2 separate regions of the Homo sapiens genome follow, and region 2 is linked to region 1. Evidence: chromatin contacts called from ENCODE Hi-C data. All regions are on one chromosome and are shown on one strand. The core of a region is the stretch at or near the end of the contact, and the rest is flanking DNA. Distances in the headings are between cores, read along the strand shown. Region 1 overlaps FHIT (fragile histidine triad diadenosine triphosphatase). Region 2 overlaps LOC105377114 (a long non-coding RNA gene).

Region 1 (4,423 bases), core at 444-2,943:
AATTCCCCAAACCCTAGAGGAAGCCACTGATAATTCCCCTTTACTAAGATGCTCCCAAGGTTCCTCTGGGGTACTTTCTCCTTTGCTACAGTAAGGTGAACCACTTAACTTTGACTACCAGGGTGTTCCTGGTGGCCTTTCACTGATGGAGTTTGACATATGTGCTCAAGTTTCTCTTGGGTATTAATATATACTCAGAAGTGAATTTGCAGGATGGTAGATTATATGAAAACGCAAAGCTTATAATCTTTAAAAATCTTGCCAATCCCCATTCAAGTGTGTCTCATCACATCTTACTTTCATCCACCATGAAAAAAATAATCTACTTGACCCATTTCTGCGCACACATTAAATGTGCAAGACAATCTGTATATATATATAGATGTATCCCTTACAACATATGGACAACTCACTTCTTTTCTTTAAAGGAATATATGTTTATTCTCTCTGTTGTCGTATGGTATTTTCAGTAGTTGAATATGCTTAGCAAAATTTATGTTTAGTCTGTGGTTTATTTATCTTTTTAAAAATTCAGGTGAAGAATCATATCCATGAGGTTTTCTTTAATTATAGCTGCCTTTTCATTTTTTGAGTGACCCAAAACAGTGGTTTTCCAAACTTTAGTAGGCATGTAAGAATCATCTCAAGAGTCTGTATTTGCAGGAGAATCTCTAGAGGATTGTAAGGTGGAAAGAGGGTCCTATAATGTGATGCAAATAGATGAATTAGTCACCAGTGTCAAGAGGAAAGCCCCCTTGCAGAGTCATGCTTTGTCTCACCTAAAAGGTGAAGCATTGGCATGATGTTGCTAATTACAGAAAGATGTTAATGAAGTGGATATTAAACTGAACTGGGACACAGTATAGATTATACCATAAGTGAGTGGTATTTGGTGAATGAATGAGTGTAATGCAAGGGAAATTATATAAACTTTACCTCTTAAACTTGGAGGAGGGGTATGGTATTTTCTTGAATCTATTTAAAATTTTAAATGTATACCATGTGTACCATGCTAGGTATACATGGCAAACCAAACAGACAAAATTCCTGTCTCAGGGACTTTGGGTTCTTGGTGGAGAGATAGACCACAAACAAATGATTTCAACATTATTTAGGGACCGTTTCGATAAATGTTATGAAGAGGAAGTTCAGGGTGCTGTGAGAATGGATAACCGGGGCCTCCCTTAGTTTGGCATCTCCCCAAGGTCACCAATGTTTCTGTGAAAAAGTGAGGTTTAAGTAGACTTAAAAAATGGTAGGTATATGAGTTAGGGGTTCCAAGACCATTACCAGGTTCAATGATTTGCTAGGAATACTCACAGGACTCAACATATAGTTGTACTTGCAGCCATGATTTATTACAGCAGGATAAAAAGCAAAATCAGCAAAGGGAAAAAGCGTATGGGGTGAACTTCAGAGGAAACTTGATGCAAGGTTCTGAGAGACCTCTTTGAGTGGAGTCACATAGGACATGCCTAATTCCTTCAGCAATGAGTTGTGACAACACATGTGAAATGTTGTCCAACAGAGAAGCTTGTTAGGGCATCAGCACCCAAGGCTGTTATTGGGGGCTGGTCACGTAGATACTCTCTGGCTAGCACATACCAACATTTTAGACTCCCAGAAGGAAAGCAGGCATTTAGCATTTCATTATTTGAACAAACAGTTCGGGCACAGTGAGCCACTCTTATCAGTTCTGGGAATGATGGCAACCTTCCCAAATCCATGTTCCCAGATGCCAGCCAAGAGTCAACTTTGCAAGCAGGTCTATTTCTCTTATGTCTCTTTTATCATCATAAAGTGAAGTCTGTAGATATTACCTACCTACCTGCAAACTTTTTTAAATTCTAAAAATAGCAACCTCAGGCCTTCTATGGTAACTCTTTTCTGCACAGCATAATCACTGACAAAAGTAGGAATGAAGTAGCATGCTGTCTTAGTCTTGCTTTAAAATATTTCAACGAAGAAGAAAAAAAGGAGAAGATGAATGAAGCAAATGTGGGAAAATCTTGATCATTGTTCAACCTGGGTGGATAGGTACTTGGAGCTTCATTATACTGGTCTCTCATTTTATTTGAAAACTTTTATAATAAAAAGGAAAAAAAAGAAACAAGAAAGAATAGTAGGTGTTGACTAGGCATGGAGAGGGCTAGAGTTTGTTTATTTCTGTTCTATTTGATTCAGTTTAATTAAAAAAATTAATCTACCTCCTTCAGTTTAATTCAATCAATTATTATTTAGCATCTGTTTTTTTAGGGCTGTAGCAAAGTCCTGTGAAAGTTACAAAGGTCAGCACCACATTGAATCTCTGTGTCTGCGGGCTCATCCATGAAATGGGTGTGCTCATAAGTTCCCCTCTCTTATGAGGGGACTTTGAATATCCAAAGAATTGTTGGAAAGTGAAAGAAACCAGCTGCTCCAAGTTTCATTAGCAGCCATGAATGTTATAATAAATGTAGATTGCTGCCTTGGGGAGGCATGAGATTCTCTTACTGGCTTGGAAGAATATTCAATGAGGCAGAACCTTCCTGAAGAGAGCGGAAATGATGGCAGGGATATTGCCTGGGAGTATTGCCTTTGGCAGTGCCTTGGCAGGGGAAGAGGGCCTGTCGGGTCCTCCCTTTGAGGGGGTGAGATGATGTGAACTAGCTTTTATTTAAAAGGGAATAGATAAGCTATTGAATTGGAGCGCATCTGAGGGCTTTATTTGAAAATGCTTTCAAAAGCTGTTTTGACAAGAACAGGGAGGAGGCAGTGGTATCATTAAATAAGCTGGCAACTTTTGTAACCAGCATTTTGGTTTTCCACCTCAAGGGAGAGTCAATAAACTTTGATTCCCAGCATTAATGTAATTATTTTGATTTTTCTGGCTCATTCCAGGGAAGGCTGCAGAGCTGCAATATCAGATGGCCGAAAGCAATGCAGAAATCCCATGTCCCCAAGGACACGCGCTGCCGTTCAGAAGTAGCAGGAGAGGGGGTGGAATAAATCATTTCCTCTGATCTTGTTAGTGTTGAGAATATTTTAGGGGGTAGCAAATGCATTGCAGGTCTAATACCAGAAGGCTACTGCAGGCAGAAGGAAAAAAAATAACAAAATTTCTCTGTTTTTCCTTTAAATATGATTTCCTCTTTATATATTTTTAAAATTGTTTTATGAGGGGTTTTTCCCCCCTTTCTGATTCTGCAGGTTCTTCCTTCTACATTATCATGTTTTCTGTCATCCAGGGATTCTTCCTGATACTGCCCCTGGCAGCTGTAATATACTTAATGTCAATTGTTACTCCAGTAATATGTTCGGTTCATTTAGTGTAAATGGTCCTATCATTCTGGGAGGTTTCCCTGAGCCAAGTGAGAAATGGCTTTCATGAATATCCAGGCTTGCATGGCTAGAGGAATCTGCCACGTGCGAGCCTGGTAATTATTTTTTCTTTCTAGAAAATATACTGTATTTAATTTTTAAAATGCCAGCGATTTGGGGTTTTTTAAGACAATGGGCAGTTGTGGAAAGAATAGAGCAGTTGAAATTTCTTCAAGTTGGGAGCAGAGGCACAGAATGTATTCATCTTGAGGAGTTAAACTTTGATGTGAGGAGATATACATAGTTGCAAACTGTGTTTTTTCCCTTGTCCCCTAAGAAATAAAATTAAAAGGTGATATGTATGTGTTTACATATTTCATTTTTTACAAAATAATATCAAGACTTGCTAACAATAATTTAAGGCTGGGCCCCTCTTACTGTAAATTGTAAACATACCTCGAGGCCTAGGCTATGGACATTGGCTATAAATCACCATTTTCATAATAACAGCAACAACCTGGCCATGACTTTCAGAATGCTGTGAACATTGTCTTCTGTAAGCAAACTTCCACTTACAAGTTTTAGGCCTCTGATATTAGAAGGTCAGCATTCCTTACTCAGGTATATCTTTACCTGAGAAAGGATTTTTGATTTTACTTTCTCCAGTAACCTTGTCAATTTGAGCTCCATCTATATCACCAAAATGATCTGTCATGTCACTCAAAGACAAAAAGTGAATAAAGCCCAAGACATTAGATGTTTAGCAGTTTGAGGCCAAAGAAATCTGGCAATTTTGACTTTTTCCAACTGGGGGTTCACTATCATCAGTCATTTGTTTAGTGTCTACACACTCTTTTCTACCCTTTAAAAATTGTATTTCCTCTATTTAAAGAAGCATGGATTTTCCATATTTTAATGTTTCTGAAGCAATATCTTACAATTGATATGCTCACTTAGCATCTATTTCTTCATGTTATCAGCCAAGCTATCATTAAGCCAACTATTTTTCAATTTATGGCAACTTGGATTTCAGGAGATGTTATCTCTCAATTTCCTCTTCCTTTCTTCATCTCTGCTGCTATCACTTGAACTTGGACCACTATTGTCTTTTTTTTTTTTTTTT
Region 2 (4,960 bases), core at 2,215-4,714, 200 kb before region 1:
TCCTTTTTTAAGGTTGTTTTGGCTATTTGGGGTCCCTTGCACTTCCATATGAATTTTAGGATCAGCTTGCAAATTTCTGCTAAAAAATCTAGCTAGGATTCTCATAGTAATTGTGTTGAATCTGTAGATCAATTTGGGGAGTAGTGCCATCTTAATAATATTAAATCTTCCAATCCATGAACATAGAATATTTGTCTATTTATTTAGGCTTTGAGTTCTTTAAAAAAAAGTTTTCAAAATCAGAGTTTTCATTTTGGATTTCTTTCATTAAATTTGTGTCTAAGTATTTTACTCTTTTCGGTGCTATTATAAATGCAGTTGTTTTCTTGAATTTGGTTTTGAATTATTACTAACGTCTAGAAATACAGTTGATTTTTGTATATTGATCTTGCATCTTGCAACCGTGCTGAACTTGATTATGAGTTCTAACAGTTTTTAGTGCAGTCAGTACCCAGAAGTCCTGGGCCTGAGCCCAGGTCCGTCTTCTATCCTGTCCTGCCCAGCATATTTGTGCTACCAAGCAGTCTAGCAGGCTTTTAACATTCAGGCTGGAGGACTATTTTCAGATATTGACTGCAAGGCCTTGAGTGGGATTTAAATGGATTTCTAACTTCTAAATATTTGACACGTTATGTGGTCACAATTTATATTCTTTCTCTGGGTCCTGCAAATAAGAGAGGTATGTTTGTTTTCTATCTATGTAACTCTGCTGCTCCACTGCCCCCACCGCTAGTTACTTGCCTCTAGTTTAATGCATTTTATTCTATCATTTAGATGTTCATTCTTTTGGGTTAAGGCATTGTTCTTTTAAGACTTTCCTTTTTCAGAGACAAGTTGCTGAAATGAGGCTGGATGAATGAACACTTGTCAGGCACAGTATAAAGTAAATGTGATTAAACTAAAAATGTGTCTTCTTTTGGGTGCTGGTGTTGGGAAATCATAATCACAGTAGCTATAACATCTGTCAAAAATAAAATGTAAACTTTGTTTCCTAAAATCTTAATTCAGGAGAAAGCCAGGCTTTTCTCCAAAATGATTTTTTCCCTTTTTCCTATCTGTTTTATTTTTCTCTTTTTATTATTTTTATGATGTATTAAATCGAAGCATTTACTTGCAGCATGCTAGTTAAGACAATTTTCTTAGCATTTGCTGAATGATTTGGCAGGCTAGACATCCTAGAGCTAAATTGTAAAATCCCATTAAAACCTAGTCATATAAAAATAAAAGATGCTGCCTGGTGCACTCCATGACACGTTATGGTGAGGTCTCATCACATTACAATAACAAATCCCAAAACGAAGTGACTACTGTGTAATAGAATATGATGGAGAGAGAGTATATTAGTGATGCAGCCAACTGCATTTAATTAAATCCATGTCCAAATTAGTTCCCTGATTGGCATGTAAAAAGAAAACATGTTTACTATGGTAGTTCAAATAGCATGATTATTGTTTTAGCACACAGGCTTTTTAGCCTGTACCCACACCCTCTTTTTTTTTTTTTTTTTTTTTTTTGGTCTTCAAGTGTCTTGCCACCTCATGGATGAAGTAGGTATAACTGAAATCTCTCTTTGTCTTGGGTAAAAAAGAAACAGGCTCTCATAGGGTAAGTAGCTTGCTCAAGTCACCAGCTAATAAAGAGCAGAGCTGGAATACAAACTCAGGTCAAGAAGATTCCAGAGTCCATGCTCTTTCATTTATGCCAAAGACTGCCCAACTATGGCCTGCAGGCCAAATCTGGCCAGCTGTCTGGTTTTGTGCCCCTCAAAAGCCAAGAATGGTTATTATAGTTTTATATAGTTGAGAAAAAATCAGAAGAAGAATAGTATTTCATGATGTGTGAAAATTATAAGAAATTAAAAACTTAAAATGTCAATGTCCATTTGTAAAGTTTTATTGGAACACGGTCATATCCATTTATTTATGTATTAACTACAGCAGCTTTTGCATTACAATGGCAGAGTTTAGTTGCAGCAGAGATTATGTTGGTCTGCAAAGCCCAAAACATTTTCTACCTAGACATTTATAGAAAAAGTTTGCCAACCTCTGATCTAGTCCATGGTTCTTAAGCCAAGTTAAATGTAAGCATTTAATGTTACATTAAACGTTCAGTTGAAGGCTGGGGCCCAGGGATCTGCATATTTAAAAATAAATACCCAGTATCATTTGACATACTTTCTTAAGTAATTATGATTACTATTACTGTCTTCCATTATGATTATGTGTGTATTTCTTCCTCTCCTTTATCCATCTTTGAGGGCTAGGACCATGCTAAAGTATCTTTGAATGAAAAAACAAGCATAGAATTTATGTATTAGTTTATTAGATATATATATCTGAGTATTCATTGTATGTCAGGTCCTCTTCAGTGGTAGAACAGAAGACCTACAGTCTAGGGGAAGACAAGAAAAAGGGCCAGGATAAAGCTACATGATAAGAAGTCCACATTAATTGATTAGAATAATACTTGCTATACATAATGGTAACTCATAAGACCCTTCAACTTTCAAAGAATAAGTTATTTTGGCTGCACGATAGCATTAGATGTATCTTACAGAATTTAAGAGTTTATACATTGGTAGTGCAAAAATAAGGTATAATGTATAGATATCACTGGAATTTGGGGGCCAGATAACCAGTGGTTAACTGTGTTTTGATCAAAATGATGAATTAGTGTGAATTCACAGGACTCATTTGTATGGCTATTTGTCTGGCTACTATATATTATAAAAACCCAACATATAGATGTCATGAGCTGTAGAAGGAACTAGATAAAGAGAGCCCATTTAACTTCAATAGGAAGGTGTCTAGAGATTAATTTTAGCACTTAGTGTCATTATGACATGTAGAATGCTGTGTTGAATAAATCTAATGGATTTTAAAGTATTTTTTAGAACTTTGACTTAATTATGATTTTCCTGGAACTGTGTAAGGCTCCTACTGTCAATATGCTAAGGTAACACTTTAGAATGAGAAAATAAATTTTCAGTTGAAACGTTACTGCCATCCATTAGACATGGAAGAAGCAGCTGTTACCACACTGCCAAACCAGGGTTATTTTTTGAAAAACACTAGTACATGCTGTAAGAGCAGAAAGTAGAAAATTACAATGCCATTTGAAAAAAGAATACCCCAACAACTTAAAAATAAACACTTTTACGTAGATGTATATATTAGTTATCTCTGGCTGTATGACAAATTACCCTCAAGTTTAGCAGTTTAAAACAACAAATATTTATTATCTCATAGTTTCTGTGTGTCTGAAATCTAGGAACAGATTGGATGGGTAATTCTGGCTTAGGATCTCTCACAAGATTACATGGCCAGGGCTGTAGTAATCTCAAGGTTCAACTGGGGCTGGAGAGTCTTCTGACCTCTCTCGCATGGTTGTTGTCAGGGTCCAGTTCCTCATGGGCCGTCAGACTGAGACTCTCAGTTCCTCACTGGCTGTTGGCCAGAGGCCTCTTTCAGTTTCCTGGCACATGAGCCTCTTCATAGGGCAGCTGGCTTCCATCAGAAAGAGCAAGTGGGAGAGCAACAGACAGCCAGGCAGAACTCCCAGTCATTTTTTAACCTAATCTCAGTGGTGACATTCCATCATTTTCATATATTTTATTCATTAGAAGTGGGCCACTAGGTCTAGTTTGCCCTCAAGGGCACAAGAGCATGAACACTAAGAGGAAGTAAACCCCAATTTTTATCATATTTCATTATAAGAGGAAAACAGGCATAACAAATCCAACCATTAGAGAAGCACCCTTCATTGGTAAAATATTTGTTGAGTGCCTACTATGTGCCAGCCATGGAGGATATGATAGTTCAAAACCAGCAAATTTCCCTGCCTTCATGTAGCATACTTTCTGTAGGAAATAAACCATTAGAAAGCATACTATATAGTGTCTGGTACACAAGGCTCTCAAAAGATGTTAGTTATTTTTTTTTTTCAGGGTAGATGGATATCTCCCCTGTCCCAGAAACAGAGCCAAACTCTCCAGTCTGTTGCATCTCTAATCCTATTGTAGACAAATATGATTTGTTTAACCAGAGCAGAAATGGCTTTTCTTTCACTTATGCTTGAAATAGGCGATTCATAATAGTTCACAACACTACACACTTGTAACTGCCTTTCTCCCATTTGTGTTTTTAAAGTGGTCTTTGTCAGAAAAAAATATAAATAAAAACACTAAAGAGTCCCACGGAAGTAGCTGTCCTAGTAGGTTTCCTGCAGCGCCGTGCTGACCACTGTATCCTTTTGCATTACACATGCCAAGTTGACCTAACGTCTTCCAGCTCCGAATTATTTTAATTGCTTTTTTTCTAGATGCATCTTTTCAGTCTCTCAAGGACTCTTTAAAAAATGGCTTCTTGAACTACAAACAAGATTTCAAATGTGTGCCTGGTTCTGCCAGGCAATTCTGCAGTTGCTTTCTCTAATTAATATTCCATATCTCAAAAAAACCGTCTCAAGATTTTAATTGACTTTTGTCACCCCCATCTCATTCAAGTACTGTGCTGGCCATCCTCGTACATTATTAATAAACCATGCGTACTCTGTGTGTTTTTTCCCTGCTGCCTGATGTTTAGTTCTTTCTTGAACTTTGTTTTGAATGACAATTGAAGGATAATTTATTGTGCTGGGCTTCCGACACTAGTACGGTCAGCTATAGTTTGCTGTGCTAATTAGGAAAAAACTGTCAATCAAAGAAGTTATTCACTTTAGAGAGTAGACATAGCTTCATTTGTCTTGTACATAAACTCCTTCATACGGTGTAGAGCTAACTTCCTATACCATTGAGAGAAGTATACTAACAAAGCTGAGTTATAAAATATTTTTATAGAAATATTGATTTAATCCTCTCAGGTTTAAAAATAGGTTTCCAAAATACAGTAAAAGGATAAGAATTTTGATGAATACAGTGATTGTTTATTAAAATGGATTCTTTGAAAGCATTCTTTAAAAT

What was found. Hi-C counts contacts between places; a loop is a spot of excess contacts on that map. Pooled maps may share reads with other maps.
Region 2: a loop to region 1 is called in a map with no recorded cell type, with 4 times the contacts of the local background. The contact joins two enhancer-like sites. A Hi-C loop is called at or near these places in 4 of 37 single-sample maps with no recorded cell type and 2 of 50 pooled maps.

What each region holds. Positions count from the first base shown.
Region 1 is chr3:61,153,146-61,157,568 of GRCh38, reverse strand. The region is part of intron 2 of FHIT (fragile histidine triad diadenosine triphosphatase); the gene reads left to right. Among named protein-coding and RNA genes, the nearest start is that of FHIT, 96 kb to the left of the region's middle. Within about 2 kb of position 1,693, at least 2 of the 41 ENCODE cell types and tissues checked have a DNase peak (open chromatin) inside an H3K27ac peak, as active enhancers do.
Region 2 is chr3:61,357,100-61,362,059 of GRCh38, reverse strand. All of the region lies in intron 3 of LOC105377114 (a long non-coding RNA gene), which reads left to right. Among named protein-coding and RNA genes, the nearest start is that of FHIT, 110 kb to the right of the region's middle. Within about 2 kb of position 3,464, at least 2 of the 41 ENCODE cell types and tissues checked have a DNase peak (open chromatin) inside an H3K27ac peak, as active enhancers do.